2 separate regions of the Mus musculus genome follow, and region 1 is linked to region 2. Evidence: chromatin loops called from intact Hi-C (ENCODE). Cell type or tissue: left cerebral cortex. All regions are shown on one strand. Each heading gives the region's core, and the rest is flanking DNA. Links, peaks and the distances in the headings are about the cores only. Region 1 overlaps Prim2 (DNA primase, p58 subunit). Region 2 overlaps Bend6 (BEN domain containing 6).

What was found. Peaks named below come from ENCODE experiments on the same cell type or tissue, not always from the same donor. Only the 100,000 strongest peaks of a DNase experiment are listed, where the experiment ranks them.
Region 1: it touches region 2 in a loop (4-fold over the local background); 7 of 42 quality-filtered maps call a loop at or near these places.

The regions. Positions count from the first base shown.
Region 1 is chr1:33,659,771-33,668,416 of GRCm38, reverse strand. It overlaps Prim2 (DNA primase, p58 subunit), which reads left to right. Exons shown (of 14, transcript NM_008922.2): 3 at 1,269-1,372; 4 at 4,561-4,640; 5 at 6,051-6,171. Among named protein-coding and RNA genes, the nearest start is that of Prim2, 5.7 kb to the left of the region's middle. In left cerebral cortex, for the core only: a CTCF peak has its summit at 5,070; a DNase peak (open chromatin) is centred at 5,074.
Region 2 is chr1:33,878,790-33,887,435 of GRCm38, reverse strand. It overlaps Bend6 (BEN domain containing 6), which reads left to right. Exons shown (of 7, transcript NM_177235.3): 2 at 3,788-3,995. The coding sequence starts at 3,876. Among named protein-coding and RNA genes, the nearest start is that of Gm38471, 8.4 kb to the right of the region's middle. In left cerebral cortex, for the core only: a CTCF peak has its summit at 3,818; a DNase peak (open chromatin) is centred at 3,839; H3K4me3 peaks cover 617 bases; H3K27ac peaks cover 258 bases.

The DNA of each region.
Region 1 (8,646 bases), core at 3,621-6,120, 220 kb after region 2:
CTTTTCCAAACTGTGATAATGGTCTCTACAAAGGCTTGCGGCTGTGAAAGAGAGCTATGCTTCCGGTGTGAGTAGTTGAGGGAGAGTGGAGACGTGTGGACATTTGAAGGCATATTATAATGCGCAGGACCGAGGTGTGAGAAGGATGCAGCCACTGAACTGGAGGCCTCTTATCCTTTGTGTGTGAGAGAAGAAATGAAGGAGCTAGCTATGAACTGAGACAAATACAAGCCCTCTTAGAGTTTATGTTCCAGAATATTCTTGCTGGAGTAATCAGGAGATGGGAAAACACTGTTCATTTTTCTTAGAGCAGCAAGATAAGAGCTGTCAACGCAGGAGAAAGCACTTATTACTGTCCAATGTAGTGAAGGCAAGAGGGGGGGAAGGGCACAGGAGGCTTAGCAGTGTCACATGTTTCCTAGTGGTTGAAACCCTTGGCTTCGTCGTGTCAGATGGAACCGCAAGGACCCCTAAACAGTGGTGGTGCTAGTGAAGGGCTTGAGAGATGCCAAGTAGGTGTCATGAAGAGTGGTTGGAGGTCAGGACTGAGGGAGCCGGTACGGCAAGAAGGCATGGGAAGTGGAGATGCATGTGGAACATGGTCGTGTTCTTAGGTGGCAGTGCAGAAGATTCATTTCTGGTGTTGAAGCATCATTCCTTGAAGGGATTTCTGTGAGGAAGGCTTGCACCTGGCATTAGGAACCTTTGAATATTCGTGACTTCTATTCAGGATGGCTCCTTCTGATGACCCGGTGCCTCTCACTGCTGGGTAGTCATCAGGAAAGGAAGGCTCTCTCTCTCTCTCTCTCTCTCTCTCTGCCTCCTCCTCCTCCTCCTCTTCCTCCTCCTTTTTATCTTATGATGTACTCAGTCAAGGTAGCTCCAGACTGCAAACCTTGTCTTCACACTGACAGGCAGGCTTTTTCACTTCTCAGCATTTGGTGGCTTGGTACATCAGGAAAGATCATCCACCATTTGTCCTTTCCCTTCCCTTCCCTTCCCTTCCCTTCCGTTCCCTTCCCTTCCCTTCCCTTCCCTTGTTGAGCATCTCTGGGATTAGAATATCATGCATTTTCTGCACATTGGTGCAGTTTATCAGTTTCCAAGCACAGTTCACGTGATGTACCTGCGGAAACAAAGTTGTTAATACTGTCAGATGTTCTAAGAAAAAATAATTAGAGAATTGCTTTCTGTAGGTTTTTATCTTTGATTTATTTATCTTTTGTCTTGGATTTAAACTTTTCTTCCTTTTAATCTTTTCCCCCTAGTGCTTAAAGCAATTGAGAACCTCGGTGTGAGCTATGTGAAAGGAACCGAACAATACCAGAGTAAATTGGAGGCCGAGATTCGAAAGCTCAAGTTTTCCTACAGAGTAAGTAACGGGAAGTCGGCGGCGGGAGAGCGCTCCCTTCAGTCTGTGTGCGTTTATATTGCTGAGTTATGGGGAGAGGCTTTTATAAAGATAAACATTCTGCTGAGCTGATTGACATGTAGTTAGATGATTGACATGTAGTTAGATGATTGACATGTAGTTAGATGATTGTAGTACAGCAGTTTCCCACCCTCAGGCCTGCTCTCCGCCTGGCCTGTTAATTCCTCATTGCAGGACTCCTGTATATTGTGCAGGTTCTTGGAGAGACCTTGCCTTCTGCGCATGGACTGACTACAGAGATCCCCTATGTATTTGTGTCACACAGGGTGAAGCAAACTGTTTTTTTCTGCGTACTTCAGGAGTGTGTGCAGTGGCTACCTGGCTTGGGTGGGGGTAGTTTAGAAGACTGACCAGGAGGAGGTCCTGAATTTCTGCAACTGCTATTTATTTATTGATTGATTGATCAGTTGATTGATTGGTTGTTTTAGAGGGGTTTGTTCTGCAGTGCAAGTGTTCCTAGCACTTGTGATATAGCCCAGGCTGGCCCTGCTCTGTTCCTTAGTCCCTGGAGGGCTGAAGTAGCTGGTACATGGTACCACCTCTGGCTTGGAACTACATCGTGACAGATACCATGACATTTTTATTTTGGGAGGATAACTGCCAGCAACAGGTTGATTGGGTCATGGTGGACAGGAGCGAACAGGAACCTGGAATGATGCGAGTCTGAATTTCTGAGTGACGGGGACGGTCGGGGGGGGATATTAATGATGTAGACTGAAAGGATTTTATTGGCTTATCCCAAGGCGAAACCAGAGAGAATAGTGGCAGTGTCCCTATCTCTGCTGAGGACAGTGTATGAGTTCATTAAGTACCGACAGAATTGGAGGGAGGAGAGGTTTTACTTGTGGCTTTAGCAGTCAAGGCCTGGCAGACTTTGTAAAGGTGGGAGCGTGCAGTTGGGGTTCCTCACCTATGGGGCAGACAGCAGGCAAAGGACACAGCCACAACCAGAAGTAGGTGTAACAGAGGTCTGCCCCTGATGACCTGCTGTAGACGGTGAGGTCCCGTGTCTCCGTAGTGATATTTTAGGGTGTGGCACACAATAAGAGAAGCTAGTCCTAGGACTAAGAAGCTGAGTTTTGTTCCAGACGTGGCTGGGACACATGTGTGACAGGATCTTGTGGACGTCTGTATGTGCAAATCTGGGCTTGGAAGGCGTGTTTACTGGGAGAGGAGCTTCCAAGCTTAGCATCCACAAGGCTTAAGTCCTGGGAAATACTGGAGACGAAATGGGGGACGGCAGGGGAGACTCCAGTGTCTGAGGTGGGTGGATGGGAGGTGTCTGGGGAGGAGATAAGAAGGAGCTCTGTGAGGATAGGAAGATGATCTGGGACGCCACAGAAGCCAAAGAGCAAGAGTGGCCGTATTAATACTGACAGCAAAACAGCACCAGATATTTGTAGTCTGCTTATTCTGTGGTAAATCTGGCTGTAAGAACACTACTTACGGACTCTAATGGAATTTGTCTTATGAGCCAGGTACCAATAACTGTCTTATTTTATGAATGAGGGCTCTGTTTGCTTATACTTCATGCTCATAATATGGTAAGTGGTAGAGCCAAGATTTTAGCCGGGGCATTTTATTTTGTGATGGTATTTCTAATCCTAACAGTTTCAGAAACTCAAGGTAGATGACATAGATGAATTGTACAGGGTGTAGTGGATTTAGCATCTGGATGACCTTTGCAGACAGGGCAGAAACCAGAATAGTGGGAGTGGTTGGGGGAGAGAGTGGCGAGGTAGCTATGAATACTCTTGTAAGATGTCTACACAACATTGCAGGGGAGAGGCAGGACAGCATACATATAGACTCACTGTTATCCGTGACACACATCCTTGTTTTTTATTTGTGTGAGTGATGGATGTACGTGTGCAGGTGTGCTCACCCTTGTTGGATTGTCCAGTAGCCAGAGATTGACACTAGGATGCCTTCCACAGTCATTTTCCCTCCAAGGCCACCAGAGGCAGCAGCCAATGAGTTGGAGGTTTTAGTTATTGGACAGTGAAGGAGGGATGCTCTGTCCATGGAGATGGGAGGGGAGGCAACATGCCGTGTTGATGCACCGTCTCAATGCTGTTGGGGAAGGCACTACAACAGAGGCCTCAGGGCAGCTGGTGAAGACTGAAGCTGCTCTCTAAAAAGTGAGGAGGGAGATGTTCACCTATCAATCCCAGCTCTGCTGCTGATAGGTTTAATGCTGTTGTTTGAATCTGGAATGGCTCCCAGTGGCTTGACAGTTAAAAAGATGGTCCCCAGCTTGGTGTATTTGAAGGGAGATGGAAATCTCTAAGAGGTCAGGATAAGGCCCAGTGGGAGGATTTTGGTCACTGGGGCATCCTTTGAAGGGCACAGGACACCCTGGTCTCCCTACACCCTTGGCTACTTCCTGCTGCTCCTATGCAGTGAGTGGTCCTGCCTCAGCATGTGGCAGAATAAGTGACAGTACTAAAATCCTCAAATAGGAGAGGTAAGTTATTGGACCTTTATCCTTTTAAATAACTTACCTCTCCTATTTTGTAAGAGTAACCAAAAGCTGACTGTAACAATTATGTATATGTATGCAATTATATATTTACATGCTTATGTATGTATTCTTGTATATTATGTAAGCATATATATATAATATATAATATATATATGTATACACACACACATACATACTACATTCTAAAGTCCTATCTCTAAGTGCTGAGAACAAAGTCAGTTTTTGGTTACTTGTGTGAATGTGTGTGTGTGTGTATGTATTTAAATAAATAAATAAATAAATAAATAAATATATTATATAAAATTATATATACATACATACATATATGTGTATGTATGTATGTATATATGTGTATGGTTTTTTGTCTATACTTAGAACAGTTGAAAGAAGCTGAGGGTTGATTTGTAGAACTGGTTGAGAGGGTGAGCATCCTGGGTATAGGGAAGTTAAGAGCAGTGACTGATGGAAGGCAGTTGCCGCCCCTGCTCAGGAGCTTTCACTGAGGTAGTATAGTTCTTAGTTTCACCTGGTTGAGTTGATAACCCAGTAATGATCCTGGAGAGTGAATTAAGAAATGTGCTGAGTCAGCGTCTCTTTCCGCCTCTTGTCATTCCAATATGTCCGTTTCTTCACGCGGCCTTAGGAGAACCTGGAGGATGAGTATGAGCCACGGCGAAGGGACCACATCTCCCACTTTATCCTACGCCTCGCGTACTGCCAGTCGTGAGTATACACCTGCGTCCTGACGCTCTGCTCGGATCTTGCGGGTCATAAACTTGTGCTTATGAAGTTGGCCTGTCTCTGAAACGTTCAGAAAAACTCAGAGTAACATCAGCGGAACCAGAGTGCCATGGGCTGAATATGATTGTGCGTTCTTTGAAATAAGTTTTTACTGGAAAATACTGAAAATAATTGGTGATACCTAATGAGAGAGAGAGGCTCTGCATTTGGGATTTAAGTATATAAGGGATTTCATTAGGAAGGCTACTTTTGATACTCTTTCAAGAAAGAGTGGTAATATTACTAATAAGCATTCATTCAATCATGCACTTGAATTTGGTAAAAGTTTTCTAATTAGAGATATAAGAGCTTATCACATTTTAGCTATTTTCAGTCAGTAGCTGGTTAATTGTGACTCAATGCTGCCACCCAGAGGTACAAGGAGTTAATTGCTTTTTTACAATTTAACTTTTTTCCCCTTACTAAATTTTGGTCAGAGATATGGTTGTTTCTTTTTATTAGTGGCTTATGAGTTGAGTGTCTTGAGTTGTCTCCTCTCAAGAACATAAATGATAGCATTTTTGGTACAAAGCTTGAGACCTTGAGACTTAGAGTTTTGGCTTTATAAGAAAACCATATGCAGTTCATATAACTGCCACAGTCACTGAATTATTGGTAGTCTGTAAAAGTCATCTCACAGAAATGAAACTATATTTTATATTCAGTAGTTATAGTGTGAATGCCACTCTAATGGGTTATAATGTTATTTTGGCTTTAAAATATTGAAGTTTGCTATAAAGCTTACAGTGTGAGTTGACAAAGTATAAATGTGTTTATCTGTTCAGAGGTAAAATTACTTTTAAGACTTTGGTGTTTTTAACTTGACGTGGACAAAGCCACCTCAGAAGGAGTGCCTCACTTCCCAATGTGAGTGATTCTTTGAACGTTTACATGCAACGAGCTGTTTTATGTCATCCAATGATTTCGCAGTTTTCCTCAAAATGCTCTGCCTTTTCTCCTTTTTTATAACACTGTTGGGCCTCCCACCCAGTGGCTTACAGTGCTCACATCCTGTATCAGATGGGCCGGGTGCACAGTAGTGACTGTGCAGAGAGCGTGCCTGCTCTTCACTGCCCCCTTGGCACCTGACTTGCTTTGAGTGTCGTCTCAGAAGATCTCCTGAGTCTTGTAAGCACCCCGTTACGGGCTGGAGAGTTGGCTCAGCAGTTAAGAGCACTGACTGCCCTTCCAGAGGACCTGAGTTCAAATCCCAGCAACCACATGGCAGCTCAGAACCATCTGTAATGGGATCTGTTGCCCTCTTTTGGTCTACTTATATATAATAATACATAAATCTTTAAAAAAAAAATCACCTGATTACTCATTATGTTCCTATTTCTGTTTGCATTTCAGGGAAGATCTTAGACGATGGTTTATTCAACAAGAAATGGATCTGCTTCGGTTTCGATTCAGTATTTTACCAAAGGATAAAGTCCAGAGTTTCTTGAAGGATAGTCATTTGCATTTTGAGGCTGTAAGTCTCTCTCTATGTGTGTGCGTGTGCGCGTGTGTGTATGTGTTTCCCACTGTCCCCTCCTTTTGTCTTCATTTTTGTGAGACTGGGTCTTCCTGTATATCCCCGGCTCAGACTTAGGGCAGTCTCTGTGGCTCTGTGTCCTGAGCACTGGTATTACAGGCGTGCCACTGTGCCTGGCTTGTAAAGTACCATGTCCTTTTAAGTGCTGATATTGTTAGTGGAGTGCAGGCTCTATGTCTTTTTATTAGGTACCCAGTTCAACGACTAGCTGATAGCAAGTGATACTGGAAAGCACGTGAAGTCTGGAGAAGGCCGTATGTCACTCTGAAACTCAGCTGTTCCTTAAATCTGCTTGGATAGATTTAAGAAGTAGTTTTTACAGGTGAATCAGAGCAAACTACATTTTGCAGTGAAACAGAAATGCTTGGGAAATTTAGCTTGGAGAATTATTGTAGATAGAAGAAGAAAGCTGCTGTCAGAGAGAGATTGTTTCTGGCAGGTTCCAGCAGTCAGGTGGAAGTGGGACTGTTTAGGACTTTGGTGTCCATGTAAGGCCCATGTTCTGTCTGCAGGCACCTCCCTGGCAAGGCTTCGTCCAAGAGGACAGAGGTACTTGCGTTGTCTGAACTCATTTCTCCCGCTTCCTGTTACACTTTTTTTTTTTTAAAGATTTATTTATTTATTATATGTAAGAACACTGTAGCTGTCTTCAGACACTCCAGAAGAGGGAGTCAGATCTCATTACGGGTGGTTGTGAGCCACCATGTGGTTGCTGTGATTTGAACTCGGGACCTTTGGAAGAGCAGTCGGATGCTCTTACCCACTGAGCCATCTCTCCAGCTCCTACACTTCTGATCAGCTTCGGTTGTATGAGGAGAGTCAGCTAGCAGTGTCTCCTAGGGGGGTGCTTTTCTTCTCAGCGTGTGCCTACATAATACCCCCATGTGGGGCTGCCTGGGAAGTCTCGCACACAGGATCACTGGACCCAAACCCAGAGCTTGAGTGTGGTGCCATGGGGGCTAGAGCGCTGGATTCCTGCAACTGGAGTTGCAGGCAGTTGGGCGCTGTCTGACTTGGGTGCTAGGAATCCAACCCAGGTCCTGTGGAAGAGCAGTTTGTGTCCTTAACTGCCGAGTCATCTCTAGCTTTAATTTATCTTCTTCTCAGAAATAGCTTTTTAAAACTAAACTATTATTGAAATTATTGATGTCTATTAGAAAATTGAAAAAAGTTGTTCTGTTGCTTTTTTTTTTTTTTTTTCTTTTGGTTTTTCGAGACAGGGTTTCTCTGTGTAGCCCTGGCTGTCCTGGAACTCACTCTGTAGACCAGGCTGGCCTCGAACTCAGTAATCTACCTGCCTCTGCTTCCTAAGTGCTGCAATTAAAGGTGTGTGCCATCACGCCCAGCATGGAAATTTTATGACTGGTTGTCTGGCTATCTTCTGTTCTGGCATCATATTTATCGTTGTTTATTTTGGAAATTGTATTAGGTGTCTTACACATTTTCTCCTTCTTTTAAAAAATATTTATTTATTCAATATATGTAAGTACACAGTAGCTGTCTTCAGACACTCCAGAAGAGGGAGTTACAGATGGTTGTGAGCCATCATGTGGTTGCTGGGATTTTAACTCAGGACCTTCAGAAGAGCAGTCGGTGCTCTTAACCACTGAGCCATCTCTCCATCCTGTCTTACACATTTTCAACATACTTTAGCAGCATTTAGCTCCTTTGCCTCATTCCTTTATCAAACTCATTTGAATTAAATAGTCCTTTATGATGAGTGTTTCCCACAAATATCTGATGATCCTTGGTGTTTAAGTTTGAGATACCAAAATAAGGATTATGGTGACGTTATTCAATCCTTAAAACTGTTTGGTTGTTGGATGACCCTTGCCAAGGTTGCCATCCCAGACAGGAAGCCTCCACTCTCCTGCAGGTCTTTGCTTTCATGTAGACATTCTTTTATCAGAGTCCTGGGTACATTGTTCAGTTTCCATGTGGTGGCTTTATTTAATGCTTTATGACTTTGGACTTCATATGTCACACCTGCCCTGTCTGTATTTGATGCTCCTGTGACATTTCTGGTGCTCTCTAGGTTGAGTAGCTTGTTTGGTAGTACCTCCTCCAGGGATGCCACTTCCTCTTGGAGTCTTGTAGTACACTCTCCTCTCAGTTCCCAAAGCAGTTGGACCTTCTTCTCAGTGCTGTGCTTGCCCCTGGTTTATAGTCTTTCTATAGCTTATTGCTCTTTGCGTTTGGCTTTGGAGGGAGTGGAACTCAATATTTATATTCAGCATGGCATGGCTGCCAGAAGCGTCATGGGCTTGGTCACTACAGGTTCTCATGCAGGGGCTGTGGAGAAACATCTGGCATGCTTATTCGAGTGGTAAACAGCTCAGGCTTTGGTGATGTGCTGTTGGGAAATCTCTCTTGTCTTTAGTACCTGTCCGGATTGGGAGGCTCCTGTCTGGG
Region 2 (8,646 bases), core at 2,771-5,270:
ACCAGCCGCACTCCTGGATTCCAGGACTGTCTGTCTTTCATGTTTCCATGTGAAGGTTGGTTTGTTGTTCCATTTGGTGAACCACGGAGTTGCATTGAATCTTTAGATTGCTTTTCAGAAAATGTCCATTTCCCAATGTAGATTCTTCTAACCCTGAGCCTGGGACGTCTTCCCAACTTTGTCTTTCTTAATCCTTTTCTTTCGTATATTAAACTTTAACTTGGAAAGGTCTTTTGTTTCCTTGGTTGTTTATTCCAACGCACGACTTTGGTTTGGTATGGTTTTTCTATTTGTTTATTTATTTATTTATGGTTTGTTTTTTGTTTTTGGTTTGTTTGTTTTTTTTTTTTTTCGAGACATGGTTTCTTTGTGTAGCCCTGGCTGTCCTAGAAACTCACTCTGTAGACCAGGCTGGCCTTGAACCCAGAAATCCACCTGCCTCTGCCTCCCAAGTGTTGGAATTAAAGGCGTGCACCACCACCACATGGTGGCTTTTTTTTTGCTATTAGTTTTGTGCTATTAAGAATAAGATTTCCCAGCTGGGCGTGGTGGCACACGCCTTTAATCCCAGCATTCGGGAGGCAGAGGCAGGCAGATTTCTGAGTTTGAGGCTAGCCTGGTCTACAGCCAGGGCTACACATACAGAGAAACCCTGTCTTGAAAAACCAAAAAAAAAAAAAAAAATAATAATAATAAAATAAAATTTCCCTCCTATTTATTGGAATGTTTGTCCTTGGGGTGGTCATTATATAGTAATTGTGTACCTGTGACTTTTCTGAACATATTAGCCACAGTTGTCTGGAGGAAGTCTTTAGGATCTCTTATGAATAGCATCATGTCCTCTGCAAGAAAGGCTACTTTGGTGTCTTCTTTTCCTCTTTACAATCCTTTTATTTCCTTCTCTTTTCCTTTTGCTGTAGCTAAAACTTCAAACAATATTAAAAGGGAGTGAAGAGAGCGGACACTCATTTCTAATTTTCGTGGAAATGTTTTCTGCCATTTAGCAGACTGTTGGCTACCGGCTTGTTGTGATGGCATTTACTCTGTTGAACTATATTCCATCTGTGACTTGTCTCCATAGGGACTTCATCACAAAGGGATGCTGGGTTTTATTCCACTTCTGTTGAGATGATCAGGTGCTTTCTGTCCTGAGTCCAGTTATATATTAATTTAAGGTTATTGATATACATACATGGAACCATCCCTTACAGTTCTGGGATGTTGTAGACATCATGATGGAAGGTCGTGATGTATTCTTCAATTCAGTTGCAAGTATTTTTGTTGACAGTTTTTGTCCTCTGTCCATTAGAAAGATTGTTTTATAATTTTCTTTTTTGTGGTTTCTATATCTGGTTTAGCTGGCTTCACCAAGAGAGTCTGGAAGTACTCTTTCTTTTGCCCCATGTCAAAATCTGTTCTACTAGCCCATGGAAGAACTTCTCCCTAACTTGTTCTCAGTTTACGTTTTCATTAGATTGTAGGTTGGTATCAACATATCCCAGTTTCTATCAGTGTGAAAGATATCACGAAAGAAGAAATACGTAAATATAAACTTTCCTTACGGGCTTGCACAGAAGGTGAGTATTTGCATTTGGTGGCTCACACTGAAAAGCCAGCACTTAGGAGGCTGGGCGTTAGAACACTGGACAGGTAAGACCAGAGAAGAACTTCCTTGTGCTGTATTATTAATATTGCAAAAATGGCTGTCTACCAACAGTAACCCACAGAGACAATGCAGTCCTCATCAAAATTCAAACAAGGAACCAAACAGACTCATCAATAATGGGGGAAGTAAAACGAACAGATGTGCCATTAAACACATGGAAAATGTTAAATCTCACCAGCCATCAGAGAAATGCAAATTAAAGCTGCAAAGAAAATTCATCTCAACTCAGTTTGAATGTCAGCCATTAAGAAACCAAAAAATCGGGCTGGTGAGATGGCTCAGTGGGTAAGAGCACCCGAATGCTCTTCCGAAAGTCCGAAGTTCAAATCCCAGCAACCACATGGTGGCTCACAACCACCCGTAATGAGATCTGATGCCCTCTTCTGGAGTGTCTGAAGACAGCTACAGTGTACTTACATATAATAAATAAATAAATCTAAAAAAAAAAAAGAAATCAAAAAATCAATGAGCCTGGAAACGTGTTCAATCCCTTGAACCCAGCAACTGTGGCATGTGTGCCCCTGAACACACACACACACACACACACACACACACGTAAAAAACACACATAACATTAGAAATTATTTTTATGTGAGCAAACATTCAATTTGAACCCCAGCTAACCAAAATGCTATCCAGTTTGGTTTTTTTTTCTTTTTGTATGTTTATGTTTTATTTTATTTCAGAATTTAGAAAATACATTTCACGGTGTCACCCAGGTTCGCCTTGAACATGAAACCCTCTGCCTTCATCTTTGAAGTGCTAGGCTTGCAGGTGTGTACCCTATGCCCAACTATAATGTTATCTTGAAAACTTCACTCATCACATTAGTAAATATAGCTTTCAAAACGATGCTGGACTCCAGTGTTTTATTATAAACTTTGTGAATAAAAATTTTTGAGTAGTGCATTTGCTAATACATTTATAGTAATTTGATAAGAAGCAAAATATTACCGGGTGCTCAATATTCTATATATTTCATGAAGACTCATATGCTCAATCTGACTCTGGTTTTATTACGTATAATTAAATGCTTATGAAAACAAACCAATTGAAGCAAATACTCTGAAGATTAAATAAGACCTAATGTGCATCACCAGCTATACATAACCAAGGTTAAATGTTGTCATTACAACCCTACTGATAGACTCAACTAGTTTGGGACAAGGGGAACCTCTTATCATAAGATTGCAGAGTTTTCAGAAAGAAAAACACCTTTTAAAGCAAAACTCGGGTCTAAGCAACTCTTATTGGTCTCTTGGGAATATGTTTACCCTCCATCCTGATGTTGTCAACTATTATTAATACATTTTCCTAGAAGTGCATAATTTCAGTTCTGTGTGATGATGTTTACATACACCTAGAATTTTTAAAACCTGTAGATTCTTCATGGCTACTTGACAAGAAGGGCAGATGGAAAGTGTTCTTACACTGTTTGAAGTTTTTAAAGCCAACTAGCCGCACCTGACCACATGAGCAGCTTGAGGGCGGTAACAAAGCTGAATGGGTTCTTTTGTTTCTTAAAGTATGACCTGCTACTGTGTATCAATCCCCTGCCTTGCAATAGATTTTTTTTTCCTTTTAAGATTTATTTATTTATTTATTTATTTAGGGCTGGGGAGATGGCTCTGAGGTTAGGAGCACTGACTGCTCTTCTAGAGGTCCTGAGTTCAATTCCCAGCAACCACATGGTGGCTCACAACCATCTGTAATGGGATCTGATGCCCTCTTCTGGTGTGCCTAAAGACAGCTACAGTGTACTTACATATATAAAATAAATAAAATCTTTAAAACAAAAAAGACTTATTTATTTTATGTATGTGAGTATACCATAGCCGTCGTAAGACACATCTGTGAGGACTTCAGATCCCAGGCTGTGAGCCGCCATGTGGTTGCTGGGAATTGAACTCAGGACCTCTGGAAGAGCAGTCAGTGCTCTTAACCACTGAGCCACGTCTCCAGCACCAAGCTGGATTTTTTTGAGTCAAGTAAACATGTGCGGGAAGTTGGCCAGTAAGAAAGACAACAACATGGCCCCTTCCACATGGCACCTTCCGTGAAAGGCGCTCACCTGAGCCGGCAGCAGGCTGAGGCCCCCTGTGTTTTGTTTTTGTTTTTAAGAAGCGAGAACCGCATGCAGAACAGCGGCACCTACATGGGCGTTTCTGCCATCGCCGTTCCGGAAAGCCTGGGCTGACTAATTGAGAAAATGCAGAAGATCTTGCAGACAGATGACATCACCGACAACCAAGTTCTTAGAAAAAGAAAGAGGAAACGGACAGAGACAGCAAACTCAGAAAATGCGAATAGTGCTCTGGAGAAAGCACAGGTCGGTGTTCTGTTGATTTAATCTTCTCATCTACCTCAGCTGCCTCTGCAATTCTCAGCCTTGTTCCTCGTTGTTTCTTGGCACTTTCCCCCATCTTCTGTAATTTGTCCTTTTTAACTCTTTATCCAACCAAGGGAATATAGTTTCTGTTCTCTTTTTAAGGTTAAGTTAGAAACACAGACAGTAGACAGTTTTCCTACTTCATTTCAGCCAGCACCAGATATAACATTGTTCAAAGTTTGTTTTCTGATCTAAACAAAAGATCATCAAACTGTCTGAAAATGGTTTTCCTCCCAAAATATTTTATGGAAATTGGTGCGTTTCTTCAGTAAGACTTACTCTTTGCTCTTCTGTTTAGAACTCAGCTCACAGCTGTTCCTCACTACCCCATTGCCCTCCTTTCCTTTGAACAACTTACCGACATGTTCATCCTGTATTTTTATTTGAATGTCTTTATACAGTCCCACATTTTATACATGTTTTATACATTTTTACGTGTTTTATAATGCATGTAGCATGCTGTATTCACATGTCCTTAAACAGTACCATCTCCCTCATATCCCCACCTCTGACCCACTTTATAAAACACTGTAAAAGACTACATATATATCATTTAGTAGCACATGAAAATCATAATAGAAATCTTAATTTGTTCCTGATTTTTTCAAAAAGCATTGCACTCTCCAAAATTATCCACAAGACTTGATATTATGAGGTGCATATAAATTGTTAAACATGTTCTCTAGAGAAACAAATCAACATTGCCATCAGCTTATAGAGGAATCCACTTTTGGTTATTTTTCGGGCTAGAACAACTAAAATTCATTAATGTAATATAACTATACCCCACAGGTTATATCTGTATGAAATACATAGGAGGATGACTTGTGGTTTCGAAATTGCTTGTTTGTTTCTATTCATTTGACTAGACATTATAAGATGGCATGGATTAAACGCATTAGTGATTAACTCCAACTCACCAGTAATTTCCCTTCGAGACATTAGCCAAGAGAGTCCAATGTGAACTCTCTACTTCATGCTCCTTGGGTCTCCTGACTGTATGTTTGTATGAGAGTCTGTGTCAGCCTGAAGGTGATCTTGTGAATCTGTCCCTGTGTCTGTCCTTCTGTGTCTGTCTGTTATATCTTTGGGTGTCTGTCTTTTCTGCATGTGACTAACGGTGTTTATGTATGTCTGGTGTGTAGCTGTGAGTGGACTCTGCCCCTGACAAAGGGCTTGCTCTGTATTTATTGACCAGCACAGAAAGCATCACACAAGAAGACATGGGATACTTTACAGAAATCTTTAACAGAGTTTTATAAGGGATTAAGTCACTGGCTCCAATTGATCCCAACTGACCCAGACAAAAAACAGTTCTGCAAATGTCATTGTTTATCAACCAGTATCCATAAATAGGTGCTTTTGACTTTTCTGGTAGCTTTTAACCTCTGTATCGGCTGCCTTTAGCAAGTGATAGACATGCATCACCTTGGGTCAGAGGCATGGCAGAGCACACCATTTAAGATAATAGCTACTCATTAGCTTAGGTGGTAAAGGCATATTACATGGGAAATCCAAGACAAGTGAGGTCGACTAGTTTTTGTTGTTGTTTTTGTTTTTGTTTTTCAAGACAGGGTTTCTCTGTATAGCCCTGTCTGTCCTGGAACTCACTCTGTAGACCAGGGTGGCCTCGAACTCAGAAATCTGCCTGCCTCTGCCTTTCGAGTGCTGGGATTAAAGGCATGCGCCACCACCGGAGGCACGGCTTTTGTTTGGTTGGTTGGGTGGTTTGTTTATTTTAAACTGAGCAGACAGTAGGCTAGCAATCTTAAGTGAGTCCAAATGTATTATTAACTCTGGCTGTGAGGTCCAGCAAAAGTTCCAGTCTTGGAGCATGGCAAGGATATTTCCCAACATTTCATTGACACATAAGATGACTTTCTGAAGGTCCCCACAGTCAGCATGCTCACAAGCAGCACGCAGGCCTTTTTGCATGTATACTTTCTTATTAATAGTGAGTATTAATATCCATATTTCTGGCTTTCGTTGAATGTCTTATTGCAGCTTGCTAGTGTGGGCTTGAAGTTGCTCAGGGATAAACAAAGCTCGTGTTCCCGAGTCCAGTGGTGCTTTCTCTGTCCATTTGCTGTCCTTAAAATCTTCATAGCCGGGGCTGGAGAGATGGCTCAGTGGTTAAGAGCACTGACTGCTCTTCCAGAGGTCCTGAGTTCAATTCCTAGTAACCACACGGTAGCTCACAACCATCTGCAATAGCACCTGATGCCCTCTTCTGTTGTGTCTGAAGAGAGTGACAGTGTGCTCATATACATAAAATAAATAAATCTTTAAAAAAAAACTTAATAGCTTTCCAAACTACATAATTCTGCTGGTTTCTATTGCAAATTCAGTCCAGCCAGAAATTTTATTTGCCAAAGATCCTGGGCCTGAGAGTCCTCTTCTTTTATTATCAAATCTGTGTTCAGCTTCTTTTCTCTCCATTTTATAGCAGTTACCTAAAGGCCTTCAAATACTTGAAGGTTCCCCTTGACTCCCAGCATCTCATTGGATGGGACCATTTTGAGAGATCACACAGGGAGCTCTTGAGAAAACCAAGGTGACAGAAACCTGCTGACCTAGGGAAGTAATTGTGGAATGTTTCTCAAATCTTGAAGATTAACATTACGGAGCTCGGTTGATTTAAATCGCACCCTGCACTCAGTGCTTTCCTATGTCTTCTTGCAAACTGCTATTACTGACAAAGCTAGAACTCACCAAAATTCTCTGTCCAGCATCCTTGGTGTGTGGTCTGCCTGCATAACCATTCTAGGTGACAATCTTACCAAATGTCTCACTACAAGTGAACACAAGTCAGAGGCTTTCCCCCATGCCACCCTGTGCCTTTTGAGCCCATACCTGGCCTCTGAGAGGTATCCCTGCTTCTGTGCACCACATGTTAGACTTTTGTGATGGTTATTGCAAAGACACAAATAGTGCACAGTAGCTCATGTAAGGTAGAAAGCTGTCTCCTGCTCACGTGCTGCTGTCTGCAGTTCCATGGAAGCTGCAGTGACGAGGGAGGGCTCGCTCACATAGTTGACCCACCTTCCTCAGCTCACAGCTTTGTGTCTGTGTCTAACACCTGCTAATATTATGGAGCAGCAGTGGTCCATGCCCACCCTGCTTAGCTTTGCCAGATTCCTTGGGCTTTGACCAAATGGTAACTGATGGTGGTTTTGACCTTCTCTGTGCTCACTAGTGAGGTTGAATATCTGTGTCTACTGATGAGCCATGTATGTTCTCCATTCTGTAAAATGCCCCCTTTATATCATTTATTCATTTTTCCATTGAGTAACTGTTTTGATTAACAACACTGCAGATATTTCCCATTGGCTTTTATGGTCTTTTTTTTTTCTTATTTACTGTGCCTTATGAATAAAAATCTTCATTTTAGTTTGTTTGTTTTACTGTGAGCAGTGATTTTATAACTAGGAAATGCCCACTAAAGTTGAGAAAATGTACATTTATATTCCTTGTACAATTTTTGCATTTTGCTTTTGATGTATAAATTCTTAATGTATCTACAGAGGTTTACATGCAAGTGTGTGTGGAGGTGTATGCGTGTGAGTATGCGTATGTATGTATACACATATGGAAACATCTACATGTGGGTCTATGTGTGTATAAATCTCTGTGTTTGAGAGCAGTGGTCCATGCATATGCGTTTTAACGAGATAGGGATCCATTTTTTTTACCTGTTTTTCTGAGTCCCAGTGGGACAGCATCCCAGCAGCCTTGGTTGAGTGGATCCCTGTCCCTGTTGAGCTGCCAGACCTCTTTGTCCCACATCACAGATCTTCAGACATCTAGTTTTTAACCTCTATTTCTTGGCAATATTGACTGTCTTTTGGTCAGCACCAAACTGAATTATTCTGAATTTTTAATAACACCTTGAATTTATAAGGAAGTCTCAATTCCTGATAATTCCCTAAGGATTCACTGGCTATTCCTGGCTCTTATGCATACAACTTTATAGTCAATTTCAAATTTGTATTAAAATTGCATTGACTTAATATAGTTTAATTTGAGGATACCTGATATTTTTTACTTATGGCTTTTTATCTCTGAACTTTTCCTTTCATGCTGAGGTTATCGTTCAGTGAAGGTTTGTTGTTTTCTTCATAAAGACTTTGCACACTTTTTTACTATTCATTAATGAGATCTAGTCTCAAAACAAGATACAAGCATAAAGATACAAGACTTCGGCTCTAAGATTGTAAAAAAGTCACCATGTTCTATGAACATGCACTTCTTGGACACTGACCTTGTAGGCTGGAGATGCCACCAAGGGTCCTCTGCATGCCCAGCAAATGCCCTACCTTCCAGCTCCATTCCTTGCTTCTATTTACTGAAGAATTAAAAGGAACATCTTATGGAAATCCAAAATGCATACAGAAGAACACAGATATTGAAAGTGTGGTTTCATGTATTACCATCTAATGAATATATCATTAGAAAATTACGTCACCTACAGCATACTAAGAGACCTCTGTGACTCCGCTTTAGTTGCCACCCTATTCTTGTTCCTGTGTGTGACCACTGTCCTTACGACATGCAGCGTTGTTTTTAAAGGTTACAAATCATCCTGTAGCTG